4 separate regions of the Homo sapiens genome follow, and all the other regions are linked to region 1. Evidence: chromatin contacts called from ENCODE Hi-C or POLR2A ChIA-PET data. All regions are on one chromosome and are shown on one strand. The core of a region is the stretch at or near the end of the contact, and the rest is flanking DNA. Distances in the headings are between cores, read along the strand shown.

Region 1 (3,631 bases), core at 693-3,192:
AAGTTATGACAGAATAGGTGCCATAAGGAAGAGTCAGAACACTAGTGCCCAATGCTTGCTCTTCTAATAGAAGTTAACACAAATCTAACTTTCAACATTGATTGAGCACCCATTATGTAAACTAGACATGTATATGATTGGCTGCTATCAGTGAAGGAAACATTGAAATAATCTTGTTGCTTTGGAAGGTATTCTTGAACATTCTCAGCACCTACAAACAGCTGACTTATTTAGTCACCGAGAAAGCAGTATCCTTTAACAAACAGGAATAGCTTTGGATACCCTGGGGCTTCCCCCTCCTAGGCAATCAGCATCTACACTCATAATCCCTCAATCCAGGCAGTATTTAAATCACTGCACTATTAGAACACTTAGTTCTAGTCCTTACTCTTAATTTGATGGGTGACTAAGTAAATCACTTATTGCCTCAATTCTTTCATCCCTATGATAAAATGTCTAATTTTACCTGGTTCCTAATTCAGGTTGAGATAACAGGACAATATGCACTTGGCTGTTAGAAGTTGGCAGAATGTATGCATTACGGAGCTTAAGAAAAAAATCTTTTTTAAAGCTAAGATTTCTAAATGAGGGCTATTTAAAACTCATCTTCAGTTTGTGGTAGACTTAAGGTCTTTATTATCTCCTTTTTTGTTTTTTAACCTCAATTTTTCACTTAACACCACTTCTACGCTTGAACTCATTTTAGCCTATTTTTTGTTCACAACTGCTAGTTTTTCAGTCCAACCTAGCTCAAAGCAACGGAGAAACATGATAAATCTGAGTAATCAACCAGAGACATTAAAATGTGTAGTTCACTCCAGGAATGGATGTGAGCATTGGAGGGCAGGGAGACGAACACAAAGGACTGAGGGAGCACATGTCGGGGAAACAAGGAAAGATAGTAATGTTAAATTTATAAACACTGCTCAATTCAATCCAAAAAGCGTTTATTGAGTGCAGAGCTCTGTGCTGGTCATTTTAGTAAAGCCAAGATGAGCAAGACTTATGATGAGTCTCTGTCATCAAGGAGCTGGGAGTATGAGCTGAACTAAGACGCACACAAATTATTAAAATATGGTGCAGGGTACTTAAAGGAAGTCCAAGGAGAAATAAAGCTGACATTATTCAGGACGTTTTAATATGTCAGGGCAGTCACATATATTAACAACCCTTCCAAAAATTCCAGGTAGGCTCAGGGAGGATAGGTAACTTGTCATTAACGCTAGAAAGTTAGTGTAGTCTGGCATTGTCCCTAACCGAGGTTCTAAAGCTCAGGCTCCTTTCAGAACACTACTGTTAAAGGGAAGCCCCAAAGAGTCGGGGGAGGGGACTAAGTTTTGACTGGATGTGTCTCGGTTGCCGTGGAGGGAACAAGAGGTCAGAAAAGCCATTTGGAGGCAGCGTGTGCGATGGGACTATAAGGATGAACCGGAGATTGAGTGGGAACCAGTGGAGGGAAGAGGGAGGGACTTTTCAGGCTAAGGAAGTAATAAGAGCAATTAGCTGCTCTCATAATTCTTGAGTCAAGCAGTTAATGTAGGTAGAAAACCTGGCGTCCGCCCCCCCACCACCCCCCACCGGAACTTTTCCGTTGGAGCTTGTAGGTGTTCGCCAATTTCACCATTAGGTGTGTTAGTTTTGTAACCTGAAGGAAAAAAAAAACTCATGTTTTAATAGCAGTGGATTCCTCGGACGGAGGGTGGGGGTCAGGCCAGGAGCCTCTGGCACACTCCGTCTCTCCTACCCCTCAGCTCGGCCGCCACCTGTGAGCCGTTGATGTGCGGGAAGGGCGCTCTCTACGGCGGGATCCTCGCTGGTAGGAGGCAGGTCCCAGGCCTGGCAAGGGTTGACCCCGGAGGGCTGGGCCGGGGCGGCACCCCAGGAGCACCTGCCCACGAGGCGGCTGCGCGGACAGACGTTCCAGCCCCTCCCGCCTCGCCGTGTGTTTACGTGGAGACGAAGATGGCGGCGGCGGCGGCGGTGACGGCGCTTCCCGTGCGGCTGAGGACGATCCGCCAGTGAGCGCGGAGACTGCTTCCACTTCGGGCGGGGGAGCGCCGGACCGAATCGGCTCTCTAGGCCGTGGAGCTTGCCGTCCCACCTCCGTCCAAATCGACCTTTCCTTTCTATCCCCAACCACCCCTCAACCCCTGTTTTCCCCTGCCTTCCTTGCAGAGGCCATGGAGGACGAGGAGAGACAGAAGAAGCTGGAGGCCGGCAAAGCCAAGGTAGGAGAGCCCGAGGCAACCGGGCCTGCGGTGGGAGGCGGTGGCTAGCACGGGGTGGGAGGGGGCCTGGGAAGCGGAGTTCGCCGCAGCCCCAGTGCACTGCCCGAGAGGGAGGTGCTGCAGGGTCTTAGGGTCTGCATCTCTCCTCGCCCTCCTCCTTTCCCCTTTTTCCAGTTGGGGGACAAAGCCTTGTGCTAGCTGATAATACTTCCGCGAGGATTGAATATTGTGGCTCCTTTCTCGTGAATGTCCAAATAAAACTCCCCTTTTACTGTATTGCTGTAAACTAGTGTTTAGTTGCTTCTAAACCTCCGATCTTTCATTTTTTTAAGGAGTTTTCTGGGTGGTGCAGGCATTGTGCTTTCCAGGGTGGGGATTTAGGGCTTTTCTTTATTGGGTTGGGGATTTGTGCGCTGATCATCAGCTTGTCTTCCTTAGGTAGCACGCTGGCACTCTTGGGTGTGTGTGATTGGCCTGTGACAGCTGTCTCAGCAGTGGCTTGTGTGTGCCACAAGTGCCAGCTGTGAACTTGGCTTTAGGGGCGTTTTTAGAAGCGTGTCTTTGTATGTTTGTACTTGAAGGTCTTTGTCATGGCATGCGCTTTTGTGTCCTATGGAATGTTAATGCAGTCTGTGAATGGAACTTCTGAGGACCGAAAGGTTCCATATGCCAACACCTATAGAATTCCTGCTTTAAATAATTTAGTTGTTATATATCTCTCTGGCGAATCCTGGTTGTGTGTGTGTGTGTGTGTGTGTGTGTGTGAACGGTTATGGAAAAGCCTGTAAAGCAAACAATACAATACACAATTATACACAGGCATCGTTCATTGGGCTTCATGAGAAATTTAACATATACAGAATATAAGCTGCGTAGCATATTTCTTTTAAAAATTACATATTTGAGCATATATTTTGTCTGGGCTCAAAAGCCCCCTTCCTCCCTTCAATGAAGTCTTCTTTTATGGATTATATTATTTTTAGAGATAATTGTTAGCAGTCATACTTGGACAAAAATTGTATTACAGGTAACTGTTTTTCCTCTCTTCCTTTCTCTTCTCCTCACATAAACAAAGGAAACCAGGTTAGTGATTTATTATCAATGAAGGGCCATACCGCAGAGATGCAGTGATAGAAGCTCAACACAAGTTTGTTAAATGAATATATATATAAAAACTAGCTTCATATTTCTAAAATATAGTTGACTTTCCTATAAGCTCCCTCTATTTAAGATCAAGGTTTAAATGCTTGTATATAGCCAGGTAAATTTTTACTTTCGAATCTATAAATGGTGGGAAAGGGGAATCAGGGTATCTTTAGAAGTCCAAAGCCTACACTTGTGCAATCTGAGGGGCTGAGCAAGCTCTATGCATCTACGGAAGTAGTGGAGGTGAAGTGTGTGCC
Region 2 (3,631 bases), core at 296-2,795, 1.5 Mb before region 1:
TCAGGCAGTATTCATCAGTGATTGGGAAATAAGTTATAAGATGATTTTGTACATAGTTATTTGATTCAATTCAGCTTTATAGATGAGAGAACTGAAGTTCAGAGGAAATAAGTGATTATCGTTTGTCACATTGCTATTATCCATCTGCTATTGCCAGAGCTGGCCTGGAGCCCAGAAATCTTTTCACCACCCAATGCTATCTTTCTTCCTCATTATTACATTTCCCAGTCTGGCTTTGGGATCGGATTGCTTCTGGCCTTAGATAACCTTATCCATCCTCTAAAGCAGTATCACACATAAGAAGGAGGTAGCAGTGGACTGATAGTAGCCTCTCTACCCTCCCTTTTTAAAAAGTCTCTGACAAATAGTCTCATTGTTACTAGAGCAACGCAAAATGGAAAATGCTAATAGCAAACATATAGTCCTTATTATGCGTCAGATACTGTTGTAACTGTCTCTGTAGTAATTCATTTAATCCTCATCACAATTTTCTGATGTAGATATACTGTTACAGATGAGACCTTGAGGCACAAAGGGGTTACCTTACTTGCCAAGGTTATACTTACTTGGGATGGGTGCCATCCTTTTGTATAAACTATGATACTTTTTCTTCTTTTTATTTTGAAAAATTTCTAAGATACAGAGAATTTGAAAGAATAGTACAAGAGACACCCACAAACATATTCTTCATGAATCCAACAATTATACACTTTGCCACACTTTATATCCATTTGTGTGTGTGTATGTGTGTGTGTATGTGTGATCATTTCGAAGTAGTAGGCATCACAACACTTCAGCATCCTTTATTTTTTAAAAAATCAGATCATTGCTATTTAGGACTTTGGAATCTTTTAGTTTAATTCAGATATTCATTCACTAATGCAGGACTTCACATTGGAGAGAAGCCAACAGAGAAAGGGACAGGACAGTAGAAATTGTGTGGGAGAGTAAAATTAGTTCAAATATCTAATAGCTAGCTATACTGTACTTTAGCTATATTAGGTCCCTCAGTTTTCAAGACAACAGTATGATGTGGGTGATCTTATCCCCATTTTTCCAGATAACCTCCAGATGTAGAGATAACTTTCCCAGGGCCACCCAATCAATACACAGCAAAGCCCCATACAAATCTGGGCTGTTTGGTTCTAGACTTTGAGCTCTTTTTCTACTTTTTGCCTAGATAAACACTTTGAGGGGAAAAAAAATCCAGATTTAAGAATTTTTGCTAACCTTCCTACGGGCAAGTCACCTTCAAGTCACCTGGGTACTTAGGTATCCAACTCAAAACTACTTTTAGTTTTGTTTCGTTTTGCCTTTTTTTTTTCTTTAACCGATAACCCAATTCTAGACGGAACATAAGGTGCAAGAGAAATCCGGGGAGGTGGAGGCAGAGAAAGGGAAGGGCAGGAGGTGGTCGCAGGATGTTGCCTGCGGCTGGCGGCCCAGTGGATTCTGGGAATTGTAGTCCCAGCCATCCAGGGCATTGCCGTTCAGGGCCACGGGAAAACCTGACTGCGCTCCCAGAAGCCTCCGGTGTACCTCGCTGGGAACGCACTTCCTGGGACGCTGAGAGGGAGACGCTCCAAGAGGCTCCTCAGTGTGGGCGAGTAAAATGCCCTGCGTGTGAGAAGCAGGTAGGTGTGGTCAAGATGTTCCGATTTCTGGGTCTTTTGCATAAGTAACTGAGGATTTTATGTAAAATGGCTAAATCCAGGAGAATCAGGAGCGTTGGAAAACGCTGACCACATCTGTGGATGTGAAAATTGAGTAGGTATTTGGTAAGGCTTTAAAAAATTATTTTGTACACAGGAGTATGGAAATGTCGAGGTGTGTTGCCGGAGCCGCCAAGGACTGGGAGCTTTGCTGGCGCGGGTTTGTGGGGGAGCCCAAGCTGCTATTTTTGAATAACCAGCTGATGCTGGTTGCGTAATGATGACCTGCTTGCGGTTCAAACCCACTCAGTGTTGCAGGGATGGGCTAGCTCTGAGAGCGTTAACAGTCACTGTTGCGGTCTCTCTCCATTGGCTCTAACTAGTAGGGCGTTTTCTTCCTTCTGCCAGGTCTGGGTCTACCACACACAGGGCTCTTCGAAAAGAGGGAGGAGGAGAGGAGGCGGAGGGGGGAGGAGGGGGGCGGAGGGGGATGCGGATTGCTCTGGAAGCTTGGTTTGCTTTCCTGTAAGTTCTGTGCACCCGGCCTTGTAAGGGGCCCATAGCCACGTTAGGGAAAGGTCAGACTTGGTGACCTCACTTAAAATGATTGCTCAAGGATTCTATTGTGCGTTATTAATTGTAAAACGATTTCCTCTGACTTTGGAGTGTGCAATTATGATTGATACCAACCCAAGAAACACATTTGGGGCGGGGGAGGGGTTGGGGGGGACTTGACTGAAATCTCCGAGCAGCCAGTTGCAGAGAGCATTCTACATAATGATCGTAATAGGGCTAGTGATGAACGCCTCAATCCAGGAAACTCTCAGGCGCACATAATAATGAGTTTCCATTCTCATCCTACCTGTTTGAGATAAATGGTATTTGAAGAGGAAGTGGCTAATGTTTAAAGTAGATATATAGAAGCATCTTTAAGTATCAGGTTGAGCCATTGGTGGAACTATTTTTTTTTTAAGCATTCTGGTTGCAAATTTCAGGATGCAGAATTCAGATCAACTTTGTCTGGTCTTGTTGTCAGTGTCCTTTTTTAAAAATGTAAAAGAAAATTTCTTTTACTTCCAAGACAACTGCACAGTCTTTCACCACCTTCCTTATCCTTTCACCGTAGTCATGAAAATGATCTAAAACATTCATTAAATATCAATCATATATTCCCAAGACAGCAAAGTGTTTTTCATCCTCATTTCTCCTATATTCTCAAGTCACAAGATGAGTTAATTTTTTTCTTCTATTTCTACGTATTTTTCTATATTCTATATATTTCTCATATATAATGCATGAATTAAGGAATAAACAGCCTTTTTATTTTTTTTTTTTTATTATTTGAGACAGATCATTGCTATGTCATCCAGGCTGGAGTGCAGTGGCATGATCATGACTCACTGTGTCCTCAAACTCCTGGGCTCAAGTGATCCTTCCATGTCAGCCTCCCAAGAAACTGGGACAACACGTGTGCACCATCACACCTGGCTAATTATTATTATTATTATTTTTTGAGCCAGAATCTCTCTCTGTCACCAACACTGGAGTGCAGTGGTGCAATCTCAGCTCACGGTAACCTCCACCTCCCAGGTTCAAGCGGTTCTTGTGCCTTAACCTCCCACATGGCTGGGACTATAGGCATGAGCCACCATGCCCAGCTAATTTTTGTATTTTTAGGAGAGATGGGGTTTTGCCATGTTGGCCAGGCTGGTCTTGAACTCGGGCTCAAGTGATCATCCCGCCTCAGCTTCCCAAAGTGTTGGGATTACAGGTGTAAGCCACTGTGCCCCTGCTAAACTGCCTTTTTAAAAAACTTACTGTCTGCCCTTTTTAGTATAACATTTCATTGGTTTTAGGTGATTACTAATCATTTCTTCTAATCCATGGGAATTCAAGCAGGGTTTTTAGAGAAGTACTATGTTAATTTGGAGTATTTTTCCTATTTCTTTAGGCTCAGATTATTGCTACTCTGTATTCAG
Region 3 (3,631 bases), core at 701-3,200, 1.2 Mb before region 1:
ATATTTCACCTCTTAACACGTACCATTTGGTCGTATGATATGAATTCTGCACTCCTGACTCTGTCTTTTTTCCATGATGGCATTTTAACCAGCATATAATTGTGGATGTCAACTGGAAGTCAGAAAATGTACATACCTTCTTCTTTCTCTTGTTGACCTTTTTGGGATATTTAATGTTTTTAGTGGAAACAGTGTCTGAAAGACATCTCATCTGGCTTTTCACATAATCAGAGTAGGATTTAACTGGAGTGGGAAATGTTCAGTTATGCCATTTGGGCCAAAGACTCCCCTCACACCCACACCAAAGGAGGACCTGTTTTAGGATACATGGTACTCTTCACAAATTTAAGTTCCTTTTCAAATTTCTTTTCTAGATCCTGAGGTGACTTCCTTCTAAGTTTTTCCTCCAAAGCTACCAAATAAACCCTAGTAAGTAGTAAGCAAAGCAAGATTCTGAATTCAATTCTACTTAGGATAATTTTGTAGTAATTGTTTTTATAGATATGATGGCTAGCAGCAAAACAATGTTCCTATATTAGAGACACATACATCTATAAATTTCTATGCAGGAAGTAATGTCATATATGCTGCTATAACCCATGTATATTCTTTCTTCTCTACTCATCACTCATTCCAATTCCATGGTTGTTTAAATTCATAAACATATTGGATGTATATTATTGCACATTTTATTTCAGAGCTGAAAATATATTGAGTTATCTGATAACTACCGTGAACTTTTGAGATAAGTTTGAGTAAAATATGTTACCGAAGGAGTAGTAAAATTTTTATCACTCATTGTACACAGAGACTGAAACAAATTTTCCCTCTAAATTTGCCCTCTCTACAATCACAATCTCTTATTGGACCATAACAGCAGAATATATCATTACATGGTTTAGTGCACCATGTCTCAAATTTCAAGGTGCACACAAATCACCCAGGGATCTTGTTAAAATTCAGATTCTGACTTGGTAGAACTGCAGTGGGTCTGAGATCCCAGTGATTCCCGTGCTGCCAGTCTGCAAGCAGCAAGGGGTTAACTTTTCCAGATGAAATTCTGGTCACAATGCTAACTACATTCTGAAAAACTTATACAGACAACTAACAATAGGGCTGGTTGTTAGTAATTCTACCCTTGCTATGAGTGCTCATTAAAACCTTACGTTAAATTTATCATTATGATTTGGACAAAATGAAGAAGTATAGGCATCAAAATGAAGAAGTATAGAAGTCAGGAAGTATAGGCATCTACCTATATGAGCCTATAAACAAAACTGTATCTCATCTGAAATGTGTAATTATCACAGAAGAGAAAGTGACTAAATAAAATTATTTTAACAACATATACCAAAGCTTAAGCTTCTGGAAAGACTACCTAATATTCCATAATAGAATTAGCAAAACAGTTATCAAGCCTATTGATGGCAAGCATTGAAGTCCAGTAAGGGATGTAACAAAACTACAGTCACTGAAGCAGCGTAAAGGTCACTGAAGCAGCATAAAGGAATGTGGTGTCCTCAAGAGTCCTCCATTCAGCAGTGTCCACTAGCTGAGGAATTCAGGATTTAAGTGAAATTGGGTCAGATGCCAAAGAAACCATGTAGTAGAAAAATAAGCATTTTAAAACTAAATCGCAATGTTAGACATTGAATTCTGATGAATGGAAACATCTGGTGAAGTGTTTTCATGACTGGAAAATATCTCAACTCAGAAGGTACCTTGTTTTTAATGTAGTTTCTCAGGACTAATTTTTTTAGTGGCCTATTTTTAGTTAAAGGGGAAAGCTTATAATTAGTAAAACAATCCATCATTGAGTAAATATTAACAGAACTATTTCATGCCCGGTCTTTTGTGCTTTGGGAACACTAAAGAAATAGAAGATATGGTTTGTGTGCTCAAGGTGTTTACACTCTGGTCATGGAAATACAAACACGTGAGAAACAGTGCTCAGCAAAGACGGAGCTCCCCCCACCCCACCAAAATAAACCAAACACTTGAAAACAAATTCTACAGTAGCTTATATAAGAATATATAATAACATATATTTCAGTAACAAATTATAAAATACAATCTAAAAATGATGTAGTTGGTAGTGAGGGCATTTTTGGTTGTGACAGTGACAATGATATAAGGGCAGGACTAGCATTTAGTACACAGAACCATGGTTGCCAGATGCTCTACAACGTGTACTGCTGTGGAAATGCTGCACCCAAATAATTTTCAGCCAAAATGCCCAGGATGCCACCACTGAGAAACAGTGCCAGGATGTCAGAGTTAAGGAAAATCTGAAAAGACTGGAGACATTAAGAGAAGTGTATACATGGTATGTACCTGTCTTTGTCCTTTCTAAATCCTAAAATTCTAAGGGAAAGTGGAACACAAAGGAAGCACAAAGAAGTGAATTTATGTGTGAGACTTTACTAGTTGACCTATCTAAAATTATTTACCAGCTGCAAACTGCTGCCTAAAGTTCATAGTAGAACATTAGAGCTAAAACAGATCTGTATCATTTTACAGATGAGAAGACTGAGATCTGGGGAATTTAAGTGGCTTGTCTTGAGGCACTTAGTTCTGACTTCTATGGGCAGTATGTTTGCATGTATATTAGATAATGTTCTGAAGGTGACTTTAGGCAAGATCTTGGTTCTCATAAAACAAAGCTGTAAGTAAAAAACACATTCTTGCATATATCCTTCTATATGTGTACATATCTTTGCTCTGTGTAGCCACTCTTACTGCCATCTCTGTGTATACACACATACATACACACGCATACTATTAGGGAGAAAATAGAGAAGACAGCAAGCAAAGAGAGGAAAGCATACTTTTAGATTTGACAGATTTAAGTTATAGATGAAGGCAGTTATCATTGGTTATGATTCTAGTGGCAATGATTCTAATTCTTCCTACCTCTCTCTTCTACCCAAAACTCTTGCACATCTATCCTTAATAGCTGAAATTACTTTTATAAGGGAGAAAACTTGTTGTTCTGTAACGCTTAAAGTTCAGATAATTCTGGGAGAGGTAGTACTACGATTTAAGTGCTCAAAAACTTATAAATGACTGATGATTTTTTTATATTGGGAGCAGATTTTGAGTAGGATAAAGCCATCAGGCCCTCCTGGGGTATTGGACAAAGGGAAAAAAACAAATGAAAGAGGTTGTCAAGATTTTTGCTTATTTCATAGTTTTGCATTGGACCTGTGATGGATATTCCTTTCATGAATATCAAAAGAGCATGACCTAGCTACAGCCTGACGCATGATACATATTTGCTGTGGGTTAACCTGGAGTCTTTTAAACCAATTCTTTTCCAGTGTCTGCCTTCAACTAACAGTGTGGAGTGAAGTAGTAGAGAAAATCAGACTCTGAACCCAGTAAAATGCTGATCACCAGAAAATGGGTGATTCAAAGGGACAATTTTCAGACCGAATGAATTCACTTGAAATGAATGCCAACCTTAACTGAATTAAGCTGTGCTCTTTCAAATCCACTGCTGTGAGTTCAGTAGACAGTTGTCTGGATTTTACATAGCTCTAAGCTAGAATCGTAGGTCAAATTGTGACTTTTGGAGCCTCATACACTGTTTGAATTTCTAACAATTTTTACTCAGGTTTGAGTTTGCCAG
Region 4 (3,631 bases), core at 773-3,272, 1.2 Mb before region 1:
CTGTCCCAGGGAGATGGGGGTTTTATCTCTAAGTCCCTGACTTGGGGCTGCTGCCTTTCTTTCAGAAATGCCCTGCCCAGAGAGGAGGAATCTAGAGAAGGAGTCTGGCCACCAGCGGCCTTTGGCCTGGCCTTGCTGAGCTACAGTGGGCTCTGCCCATTTCAACCTTCCCGATGGCTTTGTTTACACTGTGAGGGTAAAACCACCTACTCAAGCCTCAGCAAAGGCGATTCTCCCACCCCCACCTAGCTTAAGCGTCCCAGGTCGACTTCACACTGCTACGCTGGCAGCGAGAATTTCAAGCCAGTGGATCTTAGCTTGCTGGGCACCGTGGAGGTGGGACCTGCCGAGCCAGACCACTTGGCTCCCTGGCTTCAGCCCCCTTTCCAGGGGAGTGAACGGTTCTGTCTCCCTGGCATTCCAGGTGCCACTGGGGTATGAAAAATAAACTGCTGCAGCTAGCTCGGTGTCTGCCCAAACGGCTGCCCAGTTTTGTGCTTGAAACCCAGGCCCTGGTGGCCTAGGCACCGGCGGGAATCTCCTGGTCTTCCGGTTGCAAACACTGTGGTAAAAGCACAGTATCTGGGCCAGAGTGCACTGTTCCTCCCGGTACAGTCTCTCATGGCTTCACTTGGCTGGGGGAGGGAAATCCCTTTACCCCTTGCGCTTCCTGGGCAAGGCGATGCCCTACCCAGCTTTAGCCCTCCGTGGGCTGCACCAACTGTCCAACCAGTCCCAGTGAGATGAACCGGGTACCTCAGTTGGAAGTGTAGAAATCACCTGCCTTCCGTGTTGATCTCGCTGGGAGCTGCAGATGGGAGCTGTTCCTATTTGGCCATCTTGCCAGCAAATCCTGTCTGCTGCCTTTTTGTTCTCTCCCCTGTTGTGATAAGAAGGGGTACTTTATTATGTTTTTGTTTTTTTTTTTTTTTTTTTTTTTTGGTAGAAAGGTTAATTTCCACTGGATTCTGAATTGGGCAGAAAATGGAAACATTAACACTTTTTGCATAACGCCATTTTACATCCCCTGCAGCAGTGTAAAGATTTGATCAGTTAATTCCCATGGGAAGCATGGGAAAACAAGGGAGCCTTATAGACACGGGTGTTATTTTTAACAATGCTTAGAGGATGTAACAATGACTGATAAGCATCAAAGGAAGACCCTGTTTCCTTAAGGGTCACCATGATTTATGTCATACTTTTATTTTATCATTATTTCTTTTAAAATATTAGTTATCTTTTATAGGCTCCAAGAGTAGAGCTGAAAAGGAAGGAAAATGTGATAGAAGTGTGGCATTGCAGCCACTGTTTTAATGAGGAAAGCATTGTTTTTTGGAAATACTGTGGTAGAAACTATTTTAAAATATCATGCCTTCCCAGCCGTATACATCTATATGCTCTTCACATACAGGCCATTATATATTAGGAGCCTTGACTGAAATCAAGGAACCAAGAATGCCTTGACCTCAGTGGCCATCATGCTAATGTAACTGGCTGATTGGTTTTTTTCTTCAGATAGTGGCACTTTAAAATTCACGCAAAATATAAAGAATGAGGTTTTATTTATAGTGGTATATTTTAAGAGGGTGTTTAAGAGGTTTTTAAATTTGTTTCAGATGTATATTGAGTGCCCACTTTTCCTAGGACTAGTTCCTGTGTGGTGTTTAATACCGTCACTGATGTGACAAACCTTCCCTCCCCTATTCCTGCCACCTCCTCTAACCCAGCTGTGCTCCTCAGTAGCTGCAGTTCTTGGGAGTACTACAGGAGATTTCCTGTCTTGCTGGACCAATTTAGAAGGGATTTCATTGAGTTATGCTGTCATAAGCTGATCTTAAAGAGGGCATATTTTCAGAAACTCATATTTAGGTTAAGGTCCTCTCTACATTCCACAAATTGCTCCAAATTTACCTCTTTTCATCACCATAAAAATCTATATCCCATGATAGGCAGGCCTAATCTGGGAGATGTGGGAGGAGGGTGCAAACCTGCAAATGAGAGTTTCACTTCTGTTTTTAGATACTTGTTCTTAAGGTGTGGTTGGTGTGTCATCTTGGCGTTACTTCCTCTTCTGGGGAGTGGAAAATTCCCAGATTAGAACCAAGCCCCCTTGACAGGTTGTTACCATGTGTGGTGTTTGGATCCATACCTCTGCACAGCACCTAGATCTATTTTATAACCAAGTTACCTATCAATGATGCATTACCTTAGTGTGGCTGTAATAGGGCTATCAATGCTGGGTGATAAAGCTTGTTCTGGAGATCAAAGGCAAAATAAAAATTAGCCCAGTCAGGTTTGACTTTAAATCCTTATTTAATGGAGTCACGTGGTTCTGATTGAATCCTTCCTCTCTCACCCTCATACCCACTCTCACAATTACAGTATAATGTGCTGGAGAAGTGATTCTCCATTGTGGTTTTCCTCAATTCAGGGGGTACTCAACAATCTTAAGCAAGGGGTTATGTGTGAGGGTTAAAATCAGTTTTCAATGAAGTCAGTATGAAGCTATGGACATTCTTACTGGATATCAGGGTATCATTACAGTGAACACTGAAGTATACTCATGAAGTTTATAAAAATTGCAGTTCAGACACCCATCCTTGCTTCTGTGAGTGGGGTTTCAATAGAAGATAGACCGAAGCATGTTTAATATTTCCTCTATGTGGGTGAGGGTTAGGACTCTGTGTGAATATTCCACCAGTGTAATAGTAACAAAGAAAATAATTCTCAATTCTGATAATCTTGGCTTGAATTCTAGTTCTGCCAGTAACTATAGGATTTTAGATGAGTTACTTTATTTTTCCAGTCTATAAATTATTCATGTTCAAATGGGGATAGTAATAGAACCAACCTCATGGTGGTATTATAGAGATTAAGTTTATGTAATACATATAAAATGATTAGCTTAAGGTCTGATACATAATTACTTGATATTAGCTAGTTGTTATTATTATTACACAGACAATGAACTAGAGCTGTCAAGGGTTAAGAACACCTCTATGGCAGGGTGACAAACATTGTTCAGCTGGAACATTATGTGCACTTTTCATTATCCATGTCAGTGTTCCCCTCCGCTGGCCCAGATAATTGACGGTTCTCTATACTTTTATTCAGTTTTTTAAAAAAGTGTTAACATCATCTCATTAAATTTCACATCTCTATGCAGTTAGTGTCTGTTAGAAATTGCTGATTAGCCCTCTGTATTTCCACGTCTCTAAAGTGGTATCTCAAGCCTACACTCTAAGTAGGGAAGCGATAAGCAGAGAATAGTTGTCCCATAAAGCTGTTTCTCATCCATCCACACACCTGACATCAAAAAGCCAAAGATAATGTTTAAGGTTGACTACACCTTGGTTTGATCCAGTATCTTTATTTAAATGTGATGATTTAATAAAGTTGCAAGGAAAAAAAGACAAAGGACTCCACTTTAATTATAAACAAAAATCTCTCCTTCTGAATTATTCTTTTTTTTTTACTTATTTGATGGGAAGAATTTTATTATTGACCTCTTTAAATATTTGGCATTTGGATTCTTTATTTATGTGTACAGTAATTACAGATCAGACCATTTCTGCATACTTAAAATAGGAGACTCACTTTATAAGAATCTAACTCTCAAAGCGGAGACTGT

Evidence for each region. A loop is a pair of places that touch in the nucleus more often than their neighbours do. ChIA-PET counts read pairs that join two places held with the same protein, here RNA polymerase II (POLR2A). Pooled maps may share reads with other maps.
Region 2: a map of B cell shows a loop between it and region 1 (17-fold over the local background). The contact joins the promoter of CLDN12 here to the promoter of AKAP9 in region 1. A Hi-C loop is called at or near these places in 2 of 168 maps with a recorded cell type or tissue (B cell and OCI-LY7) and 11 of 50 pooled maps.
Region 3: a map with no recorded cell type shows a loop between it and region 1 (3-fold over the local background). The contact joins the enhancer-like site here to the promoter of AKAP9 in region 1. A Hi-C loop is called at or near these places in 3 of 37 single-sample maps with no recorded cell type and 4 of 50 pooled maps.
Region 4: a loop to region 1 is called in a pooled map, with 5 times the contacts of the local background. The contact joins the enhancer-like site here to the promoter of AKAP9 in region 1. A Hi-C loop is called at or near these places in 1 of 37 single-sample maps with no recorded cell type and 3 of 50 pooled maps. POLR2A ChIA-PET finds 5 or more read pairs at or near these places in 1 of 52 experiments (OCI-LY7).

Annotation. Positions count from the first base shown.
Region 1 is chr7:91,938,920-91,942,550 of GRCh38, forward strand. It overlaps AKAP9 (A-kinase anchoring protein 9), which reads left to right and starts at 1,943. Exons shown (of 50, transcript NM_005751.5): 1 at 1,943-2,228. The coding sequence starts at 2,181. It overlaps LOC124901698 (a long non-coding RNA gene), which reads right to left and starts at 1,932. Exons shown (of 2, transcript XR_007060431.1): 1 at 1,745-1,932; 2 at 931-1,645. RefSeq lists enhancers at 1,484-2,045, 2,084-2,233 and a silencer at 1,774-1,883.
Region 2 is chr7:90,401,916-90,405,546 of GRCh38, forward strand. It overlaps CLDN12 (claudin 12), which reads left to right and starts at 1,546. Exons shown (of 4, transcript NM_001185072.3): 1 at 1,546-1,634; 2 at 3,604-3,631. RefSeq lists an enhancer at 1,726-2,251.
Region 3 is chr7:90,715,966-90,719,596 of GRCh38, forward strand. All of the region lies in intron 2 of CDK14 (cyclin dependent kinase 14), which reads left to right. Among named protein-coding and RNA genes, the nearest start is that of CDK14, 120 kb to the left of the region's middle. Within about 2 kb of position 1,951, at least 3 of the 41 ENCODE cell types and tissues checked have a DNase peak (open chromatin) inside an H3K27ac peak, as active enhancers do.
Region 4 is chr7:90,735,434-90,739,064 of GRCh38, forward strand. The region is part of intron 3 of CDK14 (cyclin dependent kinase 14); the gene reads left to right. Among named protein-coding and RNA genes, the nearest start is that of CDK14, 140 kb to the left of the region's middle. RefSeq lists an enhancer at 1,913-2,202. Within about 2 kb of position 2,023, at least 4 of the 41 ENCODE cell types and tissues checked have a DNase peak (open chromatin) inside an H3K27ac peak, as active enhancers do; they include OCI-LY7, where a contact is called at or near this core.